Regions from separate parts of the Homo sapiens genome. Here region 1 is linked to region 2. The links are chromatin loops, found by intact Hi-C in ENCODE. Cell type or tissue: right lobe of liver. All regions are shown on one strand. Links, peaks and the distances in the headings refer to the core of each region. The heading gives the core; the rest is flanking DNA. Region 1 holds the start of LY6G6D (lymphocyte antigen 6 family member G6D). Region 2 holds the start of SAPCD1-AS1 (SAPCD1 antisense RNA 1).

Region 1 (9,145 bases), core at 350-8,349, 57 kb before region 2:
GAGGAAGGAGACGGAAAGGGATGTTCTTTCACTTCAGCCTCCCAAGTAGCTGGAATTACAGGCGCCCGCCACCATGCCTGGATAATTTTTTGTACTTTTAGTAGAGACGAGATTTCACCATTTTGGCCAGGCTGGTATCAACCTCCTGACTTCTAGTGATCTGCCTGCCTCAGTCTCCCAAAGTGCTGGGATTATAGGCATGAGCCACCGCACCTTTAAATTTTTTGTAGAGACAGGATCTTGCTATGTTGCCCAGTCTGGTCTCAAACTACTGGCCTCAAATGATCCTCCTATCTTGGTCTCCCAAAGTGCTGGGGTTACAGGCATGAGCCATCACATCTGGCTATTTTTTCTTGAAAGAAAGGGTGAATTACTATAAAGGGTGTGAGGGGAAAGTGTGGTTATGGCTGGTGGTCTGCTCTGTAGTTGGTTGCCCATGCGTGAGCAGGGGGCATTGCCATTCTCTACTTTTTATTTTATTTTATTTTATTTTATTATTATTAGGCCAGGCATGGTAGCTCAATCCTGTAATCCCAGCACTTTGGGAGGCCGAAGCAGGCGGATCACTTGAGGTTGGGAGTTCAAGACCAGCCTGACTAACATGGAGAAATTCTGTCTCTACTAAAAATACAAAATTAGCCGGGTATGGTGGCACATGCCTCTAACCCCAGCTACTCGGGAGGCTGAGGCAGGAGAATCACTTGAACCTGGGAGGTGGAGGGCGCAGTGAGCCAAGATCACGCCATTGCACTCCAGCCTGGGCAACAAGAGCGAAGCTCTATCTCAAAAAAAAAATTGTATTTTTAGTAGAGACGGGGTTTCACCATGTTGGCCAGGATGGCCTTGATCTCTTGACCTCATGATCTGCCTGCCTCAGTCTCCCAAAGTGTTAGGATTATAGGTGTGAGCCACCACGCCTGGCCTTTTTTTTTTTTTTTTTTTTTTTTTTGGGATGGAGACTTGTTCTGTTGGCCAGGCTGGAATGCAGTGGCACGATCTTGGCTCACTGCAACCTCTGCCTCTTGGGTTCAAGCTATTCTCCCATCTCAGCCTCCTGAGTAGCTGGACTACAGGTGCCTGCCACCACGCCTGGCTAACTTTTGTGTGTGTGTGTGTGTTTTTTTTTGTTTTTTTTTTGAGACAGAGTCTCTCTCTGTCGCCAGGCTGGAGTGCAGTGGCGCAATCCCGGCTCACTGCAACCTCTGACTCCCTGGTTCAAGTGATTCTCCTGCCTCAGCCTCTCGAGTAGCTAGGATTACAGGCATATGCCACCACGTCCAGCTAATTTTTGTATTTTTAGTGGAGCCGGGGTTTCACCATGTTGGCCAGGATAGTCTCAATCTCCTGACCTCGTGATCTGCCCGCCTTGGTCTCCCAAAGTGCTGGGATTACAGGTGTGAGCCACAGCGCCCGGCCTCTTTTTTGTGTTTTTAGTAGAGATGGGGTTTCACCATGTTGGTCAGGCTGGTCTCGACCTCCTGACCTCAGGTGATCCACCCACCTCGGCCTCCCAAAGTGCTGGGATTACAGGTGTGAACCACTGCGCCTGGCCTCAATTTTTATACTTTCAGTAGAGATGAGGTTTCATCATGTTGACCAGGCTGGTCTTGAACTCCTGACCTCAAGTGGTCTGCTCGCCTTGGCCTCCTAATGTGCTGGAATTACAGGCATGAGCCACTGTGCCTGGCCGCCATTCTCTATGGGTCAGGGTGAGAGGCCTGGAAAGGGGCAGAGTAGGGTGGAGGATATTGTGGGCAGGGAAGCTTACAAAGTCTTCTGTTGGAAGAGCCCACCAGACTGTGGAGGGGAAGCCTCTCTTTGGGGCACAGGGACAGGGCCCCTCACTACCTCCCTCCCATCCCTCTGGTCTGGCCCTTACTACAGCCTCCATCGATGCTTCTCCTGCCCTCTGTGCCCCTTCCACGGGCTGGGACATGCCTTGGATTCTGATGCTGCTGCTCACAATGGGCCAGGGAGTTGTCATCCTGGCCCTCAGCATCGTGCTCTGGAGGCAGAGGGTCCGTGGGGCTCCAGGCAGAGGTGAGTCCCTCCCTCCCCGGGGAAAGAAGAGGGCACATGGGTGGGAGGCAAAGGGCTAGGCTCACACCCCGCCTCTGTACCCCACCTCCTCTAGGGGAGGGGGCGAGGAACACGGCTCTAAGTTGTCTGCTGACTTCTCTTCTGTATCCCTGATGGCTCCTTCTCCCCAGATGCCTCGATTCCTCAGTTCAAACCCGAAATCCAGGTCTATGAGAACATCCATTTGGCCCGTCTTGGGTGAGGAACAGCTAGGGAACAGAGGCTTAAATCCTGGAGGGGACTGGGGATGGAGAGGAAACACGGGTTGGGTTGGGGATGGGCCCTCGTTCCTGAGGATGTGAAAAGTAGAGGTATCCTTAATCTGTCTCTCTGGAAAACCCCACAGCCCACCTGCCCACAAGCCCAGGTGATTTTGGTGACATCTGCTGGGAAGTGTGACCTGCTGTCTCGCTGGCCATCTGGCACCTGGAAGATTCCTCGACAACCTTAGCAAGGGGGGCGGGACTGAGAGTTCGACTTCACCATCCAGCTGGCCTCCAGCAGCCACCAAGCTGTGTATGGGGAGGGGTGGGGGACTGAAGGAAAGGAGGAGCATTATTCTGTGATGTAACCTACAAAAAGGTTTGGTCTCCTGTCTTGTAGCAGCAGTGGAGGGATGGCCCTGAGCCCATAGTACTGTGGGGTTGAGGGGAGCCTGAGGTTGCTGGTGGGGGCAAGGAGGATGGGTGTGCACAGGGAGGAGACAGGAATCTGGAGACTTGAGCAATGGTGAGGAATCCATTGCAGTGGAGCTGAAGGACAAATGGGGAAAACGGGGGAAGAGAGAGAAGGGAAGAGACTCAAGTCAGAGAAAGTGGAAAGAGATGGACAGAGGGAGAAAAATAGAAGCACAAAGTGGGAGGATGGAGGGACAGAGAAAATGGAAAGCCTCAACCCATCTCTAAATTAAGCCAGACCCCCACTACCCCATGTCTCATCCTCACAAAGAAGAGAGGGAACAGGCATATTTAATCAACCCCAGACTTCCTCACATGCAAGGGGAGGGAACTGAGTCAGGATAGAGATGCCTGTGCTCAGCTCCCACCCGGGGCCCCCTCCTTATCCTTCCTTATCCTAGGCACACACTCTTCCCTGTGGCGCCTTACCGGGGCATTCAGAGCATGTGAGCAGCTATCGCCACTCTGGCACTTCCTTCCTGCTGCCCTGAGGTCACACCCTATTTCTCGGGGGCAGAGGGAGTGTCTACTCAGGCTGGCAGGCCCAGTGGGGGTATGTTATTTATTGGGCCGGGGCCATGCTGGGATGTCTGTGAACCATGGGCGAGTCTGGGCTGGTGAAGCGAGGGAGGATATTGATGCTCCCAACTTGGCCATTCCCTAGTCTCAGGCAGAAATGAGCTGAGCTCCAGCCACACCCTCACAAGCAGCTCCACTGGGTGCCCTTTTGTGTCTCTGCTCAAGCTTGGGCCTTACTGGAAAAAAGCTTTCTCAGAAGTCTCACCTAAAGGCTTCAGGCTGCAGGGGCTTAAACTAAGCCATTGGCAAGAAAAAGGACGAAAATGACACAGATGGAGAATGAGGGGAGTGCCGTGGTCCAGGTTCCAGCTCCAGCCCAACCCACCAAGCAGCTACAGTTTGCTCTTAGAGCACACACACACAGACACACACACACACACACACACACACACACACACACACTGCAGTATCTGCAGTATTACTGGACTCCTAGATAGACCTTTTATTAAAGGTACTCTTCATAGTCCCCCAAGCCCTCCATCCTGAGTTCCCGACCTACCACATTAGTCTTTCCTAGCAAGACTCTCCTCCTTACCATACCTGATGCTCCTTTGATCCCCTTGCCTGAGATCCACAGTGTCATCAAAATGCCTGCCTTGCCAGTGACCTGGGCTGACACGGGGCATCAGCAATGGGCATCTAGAAAAGACAAAAGACGCAGAATAGGTGTTCTTTATGAGGTTGGACTCTGGGCAGGTGCCTCCCCAGGCCTTGTGAGGGGTCTGTGAGGGGTCTGCTGAGAGATCTGGGGTCTCTGTACAAAATTAGGTTCTCGGGCATGTCTCAAAGTGTCTGTGCAGGTGTTTCCAGGGCCGCAGTGATGGCGGGGGGTATCCTGGGTTGGGGGCTGCAGATCCACGGAAGCTAGTGGAGGAGGTGTCCTCTCCCAGCGAAGCTGGCCACAAAGAGGGGCAGGGAGGCGAGGAGGCTGGTGAGCTGCTGTGGGGAAGCGGCTATGTTGCACAGGTCCTGCTCGCAGCAGTGGTGCCACAGAGTGTAGGAGTGCAGCCAGTAGGTGGCATAGCCTGGCAGAGGGCACTGGGCCCTTGAGAGGCAGCTTTTTCACTCAGTGATCTCACTCTGGTCTGTGGGATGAAAGAGGCATGCTGAGGCGGGGGCCACAGGAAAGGCCGGATGGATGGAGGTAGGGAGCCTCCTGGAGAAGGGCCATTGGACCAGAGTCCTACCTGAAGTGCCAATACTGATGCCACAAGCTTCATCGTCCCGACACTCGGTGGGAACAGGGTGGCAGGGTTTGGTGAAGCCACAGATGTAGCAGCGGAGCCTTCCCCGGGCAGGGGACATGGTGAGACCTGTTGAGGCAGCAGAGATTAGGAGAGCAGGAGAGGCAAACCCTCCCTGTGGGGCAGGCAGAGGCCAGATCCGGAGAGGGATCACAGAGAGAGGTGACACATGAAGCAGAGAGAGGAAAGCTGTGGAATAAGGGAGGAAAGCTGACAGAAGTAGAAAAAATAGCTGGGCGCAGTGGCTCACGCCTGTAATCCCAGCACGTTGGGAGGCCGAGGCGGGCTGATCATGAGGTCAGAAGATTGAGACCATCCTGGCTAACACAGTGAAACCCCGTCTCTACTAAAAATACAAAAAATTAGCCGGGCATGGTGGCACATGCCTCTAGTCCCAGCTACTTGGGAGGCTGAGGCAGGAGAATCTCTTGAATCTGGGTGGCTGAGGTTGCAGTGAGCCGAGATCATGCCACTGCACTCCAGCCTGGGTGACAGAACGAGACTCTGTCTCAAAAAAAAAGAGGGAGACGATGCAGGAAAAGAAACAGAGATGGAGGCAAGAGGGGTACAGGGATTGAGAGATGCGCAGACATGAACAGAAGCCACAAGAATCAGAGACCAACATAAAAAGAGTGAGACAAAAAGCCAGACCCAGCAGCAGGGAAGTTGAGGGGGTCAGTGAAAAAGTTAAGTAAATGGCACCAGAGACAGATAGGAAAATAGAAATTGACATTGACCAAAGGGCCCAGCACAGAAGCAACACGTGAAATAAGGGATAGGGGAGACAGGGGCGGATCAAAGATGCAGCAAGGGGGAGACAGTTATTCTCAAATGCCTTGAAAGGAAACTCTTCCTTTCCCACCTCATCAGGCTGGCCTTCCCAGTGGCTGGTCTCCCTGAAGTCCCCCACTCCCCCAGCTCTCTTCTTGGCCTCTTCCAGCACCCACACCCCTCTCCTCCCCAGCCCTCAGGTTCCTCCACATGCCCTTGTCCCCACCCCCAGCCCCCTGACCACTGAAGGTTCCCCAGCCCACCCTTACCCAGTGCCCCACAGAGGAACAGCACGCAGAGGAAGATGCTGGAGGTGCCCATGGCCAGACACAGGCTCAGGAATCTGGGAGAGGTGATCTGCACCCCGAGATCCCGGGATTTGTAGAGTTGGAGCATTTGAGCAAGACAGTGAGGAACCAGTAAACAAACACACCTAGGGAGTGAATCTGGGGGGCGGAACCATGACCAGATTCACCAGCCTGACCCAGCAGGCAGCGGGGGCCCCCAGCCTGCCCCTGCAAGGAGTCTGCCCTTGCCTGGAGGGTCTCCTCTGCTCTCTCAGCATGTTGTCTCTGTAACTTAGCTTCCTCTCCTGCTCCTGAGTTGTGTCTGTCGCCTTCCCTCCTACTCCTCCCCCTCCCTCCCCATGTCTCAAGCTGCTCCCTGGCTCTCTCAGCTTCTCTCTGTCTTTGTTTTCTCTGTCTTTCCCCCTCAGTGCTTTCATGTCTCTCAAAGTCACCCTCCTAAACAGCCCCGGCGTGGATCTGTTTGAGTGTAGAATCAACAATACCCCCACCCACACACCCACATGCACACACAAAGCCCAGCTGTGTAAGGGCGGACCCCACCCAGCTTCAGATCCCTTTGATCCCCCCAAGCTTCAACATTCCTACCCTGTAATTATCCCTGCCAGCTTTACTACCTTGGAGGAAAGAAATAACCACGGGTGGGGCTGGAGGGCCTGCTGATGTGCTTGCACTGGGGAGAAATCACTAGAAAGGAAGGCATGGATGGGATTTGGGGTAGGGGGGTGGTGATACAGCCTGGAAGGCTGGGGTTGAAGAGACTGGGAAGGAGGAAGGCCCATCTGGGGAATCAGAGCCAGCATGTACCAGGAGGAGTAAGACTAGGAACAGGGAGTGAAGATAGGGGAGACACAGGTGCCCAGGAGAGCAGCTCTTTTCAAAAATATTGATCTCAGGACCTCTTTACACTTTTCAAAGTTACTTAAGACTCTGAAGAGCTTTTCTTTATGAGGTTATATCAATATTTACTACATTAAAAATTAAAACAGAAAATTTAAAGTAGGTATTTATTGATTTATTTAAACAATAAAAATAATAAAGTATTACATGCTAACAAAATACAGTTTTGTGAAAAATAACTATTATTTCTCCACAGCACAGTGAGAAGCTGAGCATTGCTTTACATTTTTGTGAATCTAGTGTCAGGCTTCGTGGGAGATGCCTGGGTTTTCCTATCTGCTTCTGCATTCAGTCTGTTGGGATATGTTGTTTTCGTTGAAGTCCAGTATATGAAGAAAATCTGACCTTACACAGATAGTTGCAAAAGGAGGACCCTCAAGGACCCTGTGAAAGGGTATCAGGGATCCTCAGGGGTTCTTGTTGGTCCACAGACTGCTGCTGAGGATAAAGGAGTTTGAGGACTCCAGAGGATGCTGAGAGCATGCTGTGGGGCCCCTCCCTGTCCCCACTGGGGCCCTTGGTGCCTGCTGGGGGAGACTCTTTCTTCCTTTTTTATAGCCCTATAAAGCTCAAGGCACGGGGGATATAAGGCAGGCAGAGCCGGGCTGGGGAGGGGGGTGGGCAGGAGGTAGAGGCGGTCCTGACACGGGCAGACTGCGATGAAACCCCAGTTTGTTGGGATCTTGCTCAGCTCCCTGCTAGGGGCTGCCTTGGGTAAGGAGGCGGCCAGCTAGCTTCTCACACAGGCCTTCTGCCAGCCGGCTCCACCGAGGGCCCAGGTCCAGCGCCTCTTTTCTCCTGCCAGGAAACCGAATGCGGTGCTACAACTGTGGTGGAAGCCCCAGCAGTTCTTGCAAAGAGGCCGTGACCACCTGTGGCGAGGGCAGACCCCAGCCAGGCCTGGAACAGATCAAGCTACCTGGAAACCGTGAGTCCTCAGTTTCTCCCTCTTCCAGCAGCCTTTCCCTGCCTCCAGCCCCATGTCAATCCTTCTGGCTTCCAGAACCCTCCAGGCTCAGTCTGGCTCTGGGCAGATGGTGCAGCTGTTAGAGGAGAGCAGTCTGTACCCCTTCTGGCTCCTGGCACGGAGCCCCTGAGAGGCCCACAGTCCTTGTGCCCCCACTTCCCCACCTCCTTATTCTCCTAAAAGAATCTCATAGGCCCATTAGCTCACAAATGAAGAGCTCTGGCCCTGAAAGGCCAAAGTTAAAACCAAACTTCAAATTTTCGGCATTAGTTAAGGACCAGGGAGGGGTGTGTGTGTGTGTGTGTGTGTGTGTGTGTGTGTGTGTGTACATGTTTTTAATATTTTATTTTAACATAATTTTGGATTGACAGAAAAGTTGCAGAAATACTCAACTTCTCCTAATGCTAACATCTTACATAACCATAGCACAATTATCAAAATCACAAAATAACTGATACAATACTACTAACTAATCTACAGACTTTATTTGATTTAGCAAGATCCTACATTGCATTTAGCTCTCATGTCTTCTTAGTCTCCTCTGATCTGTGCCAGTTCTGTTTTTCTTTGTCTTTCATGACCCTGACACATTTGAAGAGCCCTGATAAATTATTTTATACCTGGAGTTTAAAAAATTACTTTTAGGGCCAGTGCAGTCACTCGCACCTGTAATCCCAGCACTTTAGGAGGCCAAGGTGGGAGGACCACTTGAGCCCAAGAGTTGAGACCAGCCTGGGCAACATAGGGAGACCCTGTCTCTACAAAAAACAAACAAACAAACAAACAAACAGATTAAAAAATTAGTTGGGTGTGGTGGCACATGCTTGTAGTCCTAGCTACTCAGGGGGCTGAAGAGGGAGGATCGCTTGAGCCTGGGAGATTGAAGCTACAATGAGCCATGATCACGCCACTACACTCCAGCCTGGGGAACAAAATGAGACCCTGTCTCAAAAATAATAATAATAATAATTTTTAGGCTAGGCTTGGTGGCACACACTTGTAATCCCAGCACTTTGGGAGGCCAAGGCTGAAGAGTCACCTGAGGTCAGGAGTTTGACACCAGCCTGGGCAGCAAAGTGAGACCCCCATCTCTACAAAAAATGTTTTTAAAAAATTAGCCAGGCATAGTGGCACACACCTGTAATCTCAGTTTCCTGAGAGGCTGAGGCAGGAGGATTACTTGAGCCCAGGAGTTTGAGGCTATAGGGAGGTATGATTGCACCACCACACTCCAGCCTGAGTGAGAGAGCAAGATCTTTTCTCTAAAATTAAATAAAATCATTTTTAGATTAAACAAAAATTACGTGCCGGATGCAGTGGCTCACGCCTGTAATCCCAGCACTTTGGGAGGCCAAGGCGGGTGGATAACCTGAGGTCGGGAGTTCAAGACCAGCCTGATCAATGTGGAGAAATCTCGTCTCTACTAAAAATACAAAATTAGCCGGGTGTAGTGGTGCCCGCCTGTAATACCAGCTACTCGGGAACCTGAGGCAGGAGAATTGCTTGAACCCAAGAGGTGGAGGTCGCGGTGAGCCGAGATCACACCATTGCACTCCAGCTGGGCAATAAGAGTGAAACTCCGTCTCAAAAAAAAAAAAAAAATTACAGATACTTGAAATACTA
Region 2 (9,145 bases), core at 720-8,719:
TAAACCCTCCTCTCACTCCCCTAAGCCTGGTGAAAGAGTCAGAAGCCCCAGGCTCCTTTTTCTGTTTCTTAACTCAACAGCTAAAAAATGGCTCCAGGTAGTGAGTCAATGAAGTTCAGACATGTTGGTGTAAAGTTTCTCCTCTGCTCCTGAAAACTTCATCTTCTTGGTGTCTCATGTCCTCATTCTCCCCTATATGACATGCAAAAACGATCTTTCTTTGAAATCCCTCTGGGAAGAAGCATGTTTATTGAAACTGTCCTTCAGCCTTAAATACAAAAATAAAACTGAAACTGCTCCAGAAAGCAGCTTTCTCCAAAAATGTCTTTGGTTTGTTTCTCATAGGGTTAGGAAAAGTGCATTGTGGGAATATCCATTGCCCTCTATCCCAGTCTTGCAGGGTGTTTTGTTTTGTTTTGTTTCTGAGATAGGGTCTCACTGTCGCTCAGGCTGTAGTGCAGTGGTTCGACCACAACTCACTGCAGCCTCAACCTCCTGGGCTCAAGTGATCCTCCTGCCTCAGCCTCCCAGAGTGCTGGGATTACAGGCGTGAGCCACTGCACCCAGCCCCAGTCTCGAAGTTTCTAAGAAAGGAAAGGGATGTGATGGAGAAAGAAAACCTTCATTGGCTGGGCACGGTGGCTCACGCCTGTAATCCCAGCACTTTGGGAGGCCGAGGCAGGCAGATCACCTGAGGTCAGGAGTTTGAGACCAGCCTGGCCAACATAGTGAAACCCTGTCTCTACTAAAAATACAAAAAATTAGCCGGGCGTGGTGGCGGGCACCTGTGATCCCAGCTACTTGGGAGGCTGAGGCAGGAGAATCGCTTGAACCTAGGAGGCAGAGGTTGCAGCGAGCCGAGATTGCGCCGCTGCACTCCAGCCTGGGCAATGAGCAAAACTACATCTCAAAAAAAAAACAACAACAACAAAAAAGAGAAAACCTTCATCCCAGCTAGGAGAGGTAAGGTCCTAAGACCTATGTGACAAATGTGTCCCAGGTCTTCTTACCAATGGGGCAGGTTGAAAATAGTGCTGGAGACCCATCCCTTTAGAGCCCGTTGTGTCACCAGGAGGCCAGGCCTAGCAGAAGCAGCACCCCTCCAACTGTGCCCCACCAGGGGCTGCCCGCAGCCAGCCCTGCCCCAGCCCTGCCTTGAGTCACCAATGTGAAGGGGGAAAAGGCAGGGGTGGCCGTGGTGAGGATCGGGTCAGATGAGCCGGTAGGGGTGGTGTGCCGGTCCTGTGGGGAAAAGGAAGAGAATGACAGGGTGTGCTAGAGCTGTACTCAAATTAAACCTACACCACCCTCCCCGGCCTTGCCCACCCTGTGATGGAAAGTAGTGGTTCCTCACCTGCGGGGCTGGGGCCGATACCAGGAGCCGGAGGAAAGCATGAGTCGGGGGTACTGGGTTGGCTTCTCGTCCCCCTGCAGTCACAGTCACCATCACCACGGAATCCGGGGCCGCTGAATCTGGGACCTCCAGCCACAGGCGGCCCCAGGCCGACTCATTCAGTTCCAGGTGAGCCCTGGAGAGAGGATATAGGCGTCGCTAAAGCTCCAGGCTGCCCAGAGCCTAGAGTCGGGACGCCTGCAGGGGCACGGGAGCGGAGAGGAGGATTCTGAGGGCCAGTCGGAGGGGGACAGGGGCAGGGCTTGGGATAAGCATTGGCCGGGCAAGATGCCAGAGGGAGCTGGAGGGTTCATGAGCCTCACCTGGAGAGGTTGGAGGTGAGGGAGAAGCTGGGGTTGACGAAAGTCCTAAGGTCAAGATCCTGAGGGCCCGAGAAGCTGGCGATGCGGAGACTGAGCGGGACTTTGCTGCCCGGGGCCAAGAAACCCGAGGGGCCACTAAGCTGCAGAGAAGGGTTCTTCAGGGAAGGGGCCGCTCTAACTCTCTCCAGCCCCAGCCGCACTTTCCCCTGGCGTCTCACCTCCAGAAGGACAGGGACTACAGTGCTAGGCTGAGGGGCAGCCCTGTGCAGGCGCCGCCCCGCTGCGTCCTGGCCAATCAGCTCCAGGGAGAAGGGTCTAGGGGTGGACAGCAGCGTGGGCGACAGCGAGGCTGCGAGGAGACCTCGCTCCGGAGGTCCCACGGGCTCCAAGGGCACCTGGCCTAGTTCGGCACCCTCTGGGACCCCTCGAAGGATGACGTGGGAGAAATGCGGCTGAGGATCCCCAGGATTGGCTCTGGAACCCAACCCTGTCACTTCTACCAGCAGCTGGGTCTGAAGACCTGGGACAGGGGCGAGGAGGGGAGAACATTGTGAGATTCGGAGACACAGGGAGAAAAGAATTAATGGCCTTCAAAATAGGGGTTCCCTCTGGGGAGTATGGATGGGAAAATAGGTTACCTTCGAGGGGTATTGATGGGGAGCATCAGGAGGGAGTTCTGGGGTGCTGGAAATGTTCTATATCCTGAACTGGGTGTATTATATGAAATCCATCAAACTGTACACTTTAGTGCACATTATGTAAATTATAACTCAATATAAAAGTTATGCATATGCACAGATGTATGTATACATATATACATTATATATATAATATATATATTATATATTATATATTTTATATATATATATAAAACTGGGGGTTAGGTGGGTGGGGGCTCAGGGAATAAATGTACCTGCAACTGGCTGAGTCAGGGGGTAGAGGCCAGGGTGGGGTCCATCCTCCATGGGGATCCCAAAGTGGAAGAGGAAGTCCAGGGAGGTCTGGGCTGGGAAAGGGCAAAGGCAGTCAGAGCCCTTCCTGAAAGGAATGTGACTGATCGTGTTCTCTGAGGCCTGCAGTCTCTGCTTCCCCTTCCCAGGAACACCTCCCTCCTTACCTTGCACTCTCACCCCAGGGGTGTCCTCAGCTGTGACCTGGATCTCCCAGGTTCCTGTCTGTGGAGGGTCATCCATGGTCACCATCCAGAACTGCCCAAAGCGGCGAGTGTGACCTAGAGGACCCCCGCCTTCCTCCTGGCCCTGGGAGACCCCTGGGGTCAGGGAAGAGATTGTCACATGAAGCACTTGCTCTCCTTGAGTACATCCCCTCGATTGTCTATTCCCCGGTCCCCTCTCTTCCCTCTACCTTCAGAGGTACCTGCAGGGTTCTTGATCCAGAAGCTGCTGATGTCTCCGTGGATCCGGACTGTGATCTTCTGGAGCAGCCCATCCACGCTGAACACAAGTGGCTGCCCAGGCACCACAACAGGAGGGTCCAGGGGAAGAGTCACCTTGAGGGATTGGCAGGACCAGAAAATGGGGAAGAAGATGAGGTATGGGATGAGGAACAAAGAAGAAAGGGGAGATAGAAAGAAACCACGTCATTGGGCCGGGCGCAGTTGGTCACGCCTGTAATCCCAGCACTTTGGGAGGCTGAGGCGGGTGGATCACAAGGTCAAGAGTTCGAGACCAGCCTGGCCAACACAGTGAAACTACATCTCTACTAAAAAAAAAAAAATACAAAAAATTAGCCAGGTGTGGTGGTGGGCTCCTGTAATCCCAGCTACTTGGGAGGCTGGAGCAGGAGAATCGCTTGAACCCAACAGGCAGAGGCTGCAGTGAGCCAAGATTGTACCATTGCACTCCAGCCTGGGCGACAGTGCAAGACTCTGTCTCAAAAAAAAAAAAAAAAAAAAAAAGAAAGAAAAAGAAAAAAGAAAGAAACCACGTCAAACAGGCAGAAAGGGATACCAGTAAGAGAGGGGCACGGGGCCAGGGATGAAGTTATTATGGTCAGAGACAAAGTTGGAGGCAAGGGATTCAGGATGAGACAATCACATCTTGTGCCCCATTAAAAGATGATAGGCCAGGCGTGGTGGCTCATGTCTGTAATCCCAGCACCTGGGAGACCAAGGCAGGAGGATCACTTGAGGCCAGGGGTTCAAGAACAGCTTAGTCAATATAGCAAGACTCTGTCTCTGCAAAATACAAGCCACCTCCCCAAAAAGATGGTAGGACTTCCTGTGGTAACCCTGGAGGCAGAATACTGGAAGCCAAGTGGGGAGAGGTTTACTGATATAAAAGGACAATGCAGGCCAGGCGTGGTGGCTCGCGCCTGTAATCCCAGCACTGTGGGAGGCCAAGGTAGGCGGATCACTTGCGGTCAGGAGTACGAAACCAGCCTGGCCAAAAAAACGGTGAAACCCCGGCTCTACTAAAAAAATACAAAAATTAGCCAGGCCTGGTGGTGGGCACTGGTAACTCTAGCGACTTGGGAGGCTGAGGCAGGAGAATCCCTTGAACCCGGGAGGTGGAGGTTGCAATGAGCCGAGATTGTGCCACTGCACTCCAACCTGGGTGACCATAAGACTCCATCTCAAAAAAAAAAAAAGAAGTGGCTAGTCATGGATCTAAGAGGAAGAGAAACTTCCTTTCCTGCCCCGTGACTGGAAGAACAACACAGCAGTGAGAGTGATTCCCCTTTCTCCTATAAGAAGAGAGGTGCAGCCTGACCACCCTTCAGTTCCTAAGTGAGGGCCCTGGCCCCCACTTACCAGGGCAGCCATGCTCTCCCCAACAATGGCTGCCACGTCTCGAATGTGCTGGTCTTTGGTGAAGATCACCTCTCCTCCTGAGGCCAGGGCCACTGCTTTGTATGGCTCAAAACGCAGAGGGGACAAGATCTCACGCCGAGCTCGACCCTGAACCCTTGATGTATCTTCAGTCACCAGGAATGTTACCTGTACCCAGAAGAGAGCTCAGTGATTGGGGTGTCCAAGTGCCATCCACTATTATGAATGAGAATCCCTGTGCTCAAGCTTTCTCCAGAGCTGATGGTTTGTGATAAGGTCTCTGCCTGCCTTCTGGCTGCTGGGGTGGGGAATCCCAATGACAGAACCCCCTGCCTTCAGTTAGTAGTTGGCCACCCCCTTGTAACTGTCACAGTGGATTTTTGGCGACTAGAGCCCCAGTTCTTCACATTGTTTATTAGGCAGGGTCAAATAAAAATTCAGCGTTATTAAGGGTAGGGCCTCTTACGTATATCATTAAAGGTATCAGGAAATGTTCCACTCATTGTCTGCTTCTCCCACCATATACCAAGGCTTGTTGGGCCACCATAGTGTGGTGCAACCCTCGTTATGAGATTGTCATCACAGGGTCTCTCACATCCCTGGGAGGCTAACACTGGGTCTCCCACTAGCTCTGCTCACCCGGCAGCGCCGCTCCTGAGTCAGGGATTCCACCTGGTTGGTGAGAAAGGCATCCTTGGGGGAGGCATCCGTGAAGACAAAGATATCTGAGAGTGGAGGTGTGTGCAGCAGGGCCAGCTGGCAGGGAAGGCAACGACCAGTGTTAACAATGGCAGTAGGAGGGGAATGGGTAGAGCCACGGAGGATGAAGCAGAAGGGAATATGGCCCGGGAACCCTACAGTGAAGCTAGTGGATCTAGGTGCTGAAGGTGGTGGGGAGCCCCAGGAGGGATCTAGCTCCCCCTGGTGGTGGGGCCAGGAAACGGGGAAGAAGGGAGGGGCCAGACCTGCAGGGCTGACAGGCACATCTCAGGCTCGTCTCCACCCCCCAAGGCATGGATCTCATTAAGCTGTTGCCAGAAGCTGTCAGGGTCACTGGTTGTAAAGACAGGGCCGAACCCTGGGAAGGGGAAAGGAGGTTAAGATAAGTGAGGAAAGAGCTCCCCTCATTCTTACCCAGAGCCACCTCCCCAGTTGAGGGGCCTGGTGTGCTTCTGGAGCCGACAGGTATTGAAATAACAATACTCCATTATAAGACTCATACTTGGCCGGGTGCGGTGGCTCACACCTGTAATCCCAGCATTTTGGGAGGCCAAGGTGGGTGGATCATGAGGTCAAGAGATCAAAACCATCCTGGCCAACATGGTGAAACCTCGTCTCTACTAAAAAATATAAAAATTAGCTGGGCATGGTGATGCATGCCCGTAGCCTCCCCAGTAGCCTCCCCAGAGGCTCCCCAGTAGCCTCCCCAGCTACTGGGGAGGCTGAGGCAGGAGAATCACTTGAACCCGGGAGGCAGAGGTTGCAGTGAGCCGAGATCGTGCCGCTGCACTCCAGTCTGGCGACAGACTCCATCTCAAAAAAAAAAAAAAAAAGTCATACTTGTCAGTGCAGGGCGGGGCAGGGCGGGGCAGGGCAGGGCAGACCTAGGTGTCCCTGGTGGGAAGGTGGCCTCCACTCCCTGAAAAAAATGGTGGCATTTCCTGTAGGCCTTTATTGGCTACATGTGCGTATATAAAAAAAAAAATGGTCACACCTATTATCCCAGCACTTTGAGAGGCTGAAGTGGGAGGATCACTTGAGCCCAGGAGCTCGAGATCAGCCTGGGTAACATAGTGAGACCCCATCTCTACAAAAAAATACAAAAATTAGCCAGATATGGTGGTGCTCATCTGTAGTCCCAGCTACTCAGGAGGCTGTGGCAGGAGGATTGCTTGAATCGAGGCTGCAGTGAGGCATGATTGTACCATTGCACTCCAACCTGGGTGACAGAGTGAGACTCTCCCTCTCTCTCTCTCAAAAAAAAAAAAAAAGAAAGAAAAGAAAAAAAAAAACTGGGTTTCCTCATAAGAAAAGAGACCGAATAGCACTTACCTCAGAGGTTTATTGGGAGGACTAAATGAGTTGATTTTGCAAATCTTAAGATAGTGCTTTGACACATAAGTGCTAAGTTCTTAGTTATACCTTTATTTATATCTTCATCAAACATAATAAGTCTATTAAATGCCAGCCACTGTAGGATGTATGCAGGCAAATAAGACTCAAATTTAGGCAACTCTCAGTCCAGTAGGCATTTTATTTGATCATCATTTCAACTCTGGGAGTTAGGCAGGATGAGGGAGGTGTCAGGCCTCTGAGCCCAAGCTAACCAATCATATCCCCTGTGACTGGCACTTATACATCCAGATGGCCTGAAGCAACTGAAGATCCACAAAAGAAGTGAAAATAGCCTTAACTGATGACATTCCAACATCCTGCCCCACCCTGATGTGATAACTGATACCCATTTTACAGATGATGAAATCGAGGCAAAGAAAGTTTACATGACCAGCCTAAAGACACACAGTCAGACTCAAGCCAGAGAGTCTAACTTCTAATCAATGGAAAAGGAATACAATGTAGCTAGTTATCTCAGATGCTTCCCAGAAGCCTGGCCCCAACAACCCCATCTTGATACCAATCTCTGTCTATAGGAAATGGAGAGAATTGAAAATGGCGGCCGGGCACGGTGGCTCACACCTGTAATCCCAGCACTTTGGGAGGCCGAGGCGGGCGGATCACGAGGTCAGGAGATGGAGACCATCCTGGTTAACACGGTGAAACTCCGTCTCTACTAAAAATACAAAAATTAGCCGGGCGTGGTGGCGGGCGCCTGTAGTCCCAGCTACTCAGGAGGCTGAGACAGGAGAATGGCGTGAACCCGGGAGACGGAGCTTGTAGTGAGCCGAGATCGCGCCATGGCACTCCAGCCTGGGCGACAGAGCGAGACTCCGTCTCAAAAAAAAAAAAAAAAAAAAAAAAAAGAAAATGGTTTATTAGCATGAAAGCCTAAGAAAGCAGAGGCCACGTGCCAAAGCATGAATCATGCATTAAACTCATGGAAAGTGCTGCCATTTTAGAAAGAGTGGGAGGCAAGTCTGCTAGTTATCTTTTTTTTTTTTTTTAGAGACAGGGTCTCACTGCGTCACCCAGGCCGCTCTGGAGTGCAGTAGTGCCATCACGGCTCACTGCAACCTCAGTCTCCTGGGCTCAAGTGATCCTCCTGCCTCAGCTTCCCAAGTAGCTGGGACTATAGGCATGTGCCACCACACCCACACATAATTTTTATTAATTTTTTTGTAGAGACCTGTGTTTCTCTGTGTTGCCCAGGTTGGTCTTGAAATCCTGGGCTCAAACGATCCACCCACCTCTGCCTCCCAAAGTGCTGGGATTACAGGTGTGAGCCACCCCACCCAGGTTGCTGCTAATTTTCTGTATGCACACAGTAGAGGCTCACTCGGGACTACAGGAAGTGCCACCCCGAGCCCACTTCCTCACCACAGGCCTTTATCCCTTACCTTTTTATCTTTTCTTTTTTTTTTCTTTCTTTTCTTTTTTTTTTTTTTTTTTTTTTTTTTTTGTGACAGAGCTTTTTGCTCTTGTTGCCCAGGCTGGAGTGCAAAGGCACGATCTCGGGGCTCACCGCAACCTCTGCCTCCTGGGTTCAAGCGATTCTCCTGCCTCAGCCTCCCGAGTAGCTGGGATTATAGGTGCCCACCACCACGCCCGGCTAATTTTGTATTTTTAGTAGAGACGGGGTTTCTCCATATTAGTCAGGCTGGTCTCAAACTCCCGACCTCAGGTGATCCACCTGCCTCAGCCTCCCAAAGTGCTGGGATTACAGGCGTGAGCCACCACGCCCAGTCTATCCCTTACCTTGAATTTTCCTCCCCTCTACTGTCCTAGCCAGACCACACTTACCTGGGTCATGAAAAGGCACCAGGACATAGTGGACAGGCTCCATGGGGCTGCCTCTCCGCTGCTCCACAAGGTGGCGAGCCTGGATTTTGGCAGCGTTGATCTCCTCACCCATGCTGCCCGTGGTGTCCAGGACAAAGCTCAGGCTGGAGGCTGGGGTGATGTCCAGCAGCCTGGGGAGCAAGCCAGAGACACAGTGAAGGGCCTGCACGTTTGTCCCCAGCGCCTGGTTTCTCCCTTCCCGCAGGAGCGCCTCCCCATGAAGGGGTCCATCCCCAGGAGGCCACTCACCTGGAGAAATCCCTGTCTCCCAGGCGGCTTCGCAGAAGGCTGAAGGCCTGGATGGAGGCTAGAAGGGCCAGTTTTGCAGCCTGGAGGTGCAGCATGTGGTGAGGGGAGAAGCCTGGGGATGTGCTGTCCTTGTTGATGCCTCCCCTCGGTGGCTGGGAGCTGCTCCGGTCAAAATGGCCCCCGTGGCTACATTTCCCTGGGTTGGGGAAAGGGATCTGGAGAGTGGAGGTCAAAAACCCACTGCCTCCTAAGAAAATGAGGCCCTTTCAGGCCTGGCCTGACCCTCTCACCCCTCAGCAAGGGTTCAGCAAGAAATGATGACGGGGTTGGCGCGGTGGCTCACGCCTGGAATCCCAGCGCTTTGGGAGGCCGAGGCCGGCAGATCATCTGAGATCAGGAGTTCAAGACCAGCCTGGCCAACATGGTGAAGCT

Evidence for each region. Hi-C counts contacts between places; a loop is a spot of excess contacts. Peaks named below come from ENCODE experiments on the same cell type or tissue, not always from the same donor. Only the 100,000 strongest peaks of a DNase experiment are listed, where the experiment ranks them.
Region 1: a loop joins it to region 2, with 1.9 times the contacts of the local background. A loop is called at or near these places in 33 of 110 quality-filtered maps.

The regions. Positions count from the first base shown.
Region 1 is chr6:31,708,142-31,717,286 of GRCh38, forward strand. LY6G6F-LY6G6D (LY6G6F-LY6G6D readthrough) reads left to right here. Exons shown (of 6, transcript NM_001353334.2): 4 at 1,885-2,040; 5 at 7,361-7,483. LY6G6F (lymphocyte antigen 6 family member G6F) reads left to right here. Exons shown (of 6, transcript NM_001003693.3): 4 at 1,885-2,040; 5 at 2,211-2,277; 6 at 2,426-2,538. The coding sequence ends at 2,450. It overlaps LY6G6D (lymphocyte antigen 6 family member G6D), which reads left to right and starts at 7,207. Exons shown (of 3, transcript NM_021246.4): 1 at 7,207-7,269; 2 at 7,361-7,483. The coding sequence starts at 7,215. It also overlaps the pseudogene LY6G6E. RefSeq lists an enhancer at 5,157-5,940. In right lobe of liver, for the core only: a CTCF peak has its summit at 4,342 (motif pointing right); no DNase peak of the experiment used is centred there.
Region 2 is chr6:31,764,529-31,773,673 of GRCh38, forward strand. It overlaps VWA7 (von Willebrand factor A domain containing 7), which reads right to left. Exons shown (of 17, transcript NM_025258.3): 6 at 8,714-8,909; 7 at 8,426-8,595; 8 at 5,473-5,585; 9 at 5,147-5,263; 10 at 4,490-4,675; 11 at 3,094-3,226; 12 at 2,834-2,986; 13 at 2,630-2,722; 14 at 1,935-2,236; 15 at 1,717-1,856; 16 at 1,355-1,529; 17 at 1,062-1,242. The coding sequence ends at 1,066. It overlaps SAPCD1-AS1 (SAPCD1 antisense RNA 1), which reads right to left and starts at 1,060. Exons shown (of 2, transcript NR_126423.1): 1 at 1,011-1,060; 2 at 1-192. SAPCD1 (suppressor APC domain containing 1) reads left to right here. Exons shown (of 5, transcript NM_001039651.2): 5 at 1-322. The coding sequence ends at 3. It overlaps MSH5-SAPCD1 (MSH5-SAPCD1 readthrough (NMD candidate)), which reads left to right. Exons shown (of 29, transcript NR_037846.1): 29 at 1-322. RefSeq lists enhancers at 8,344-8,638, 8,364-8,658. In right lobe of liver, for the core only: CTCF peaks have their summits at 5,438 (motif pointing left) and 8,486 (motif pointing right); DNase peaks (open chromatin) are centred at 5,443 and 8,533; H3K27ac peaks cover 533 bases.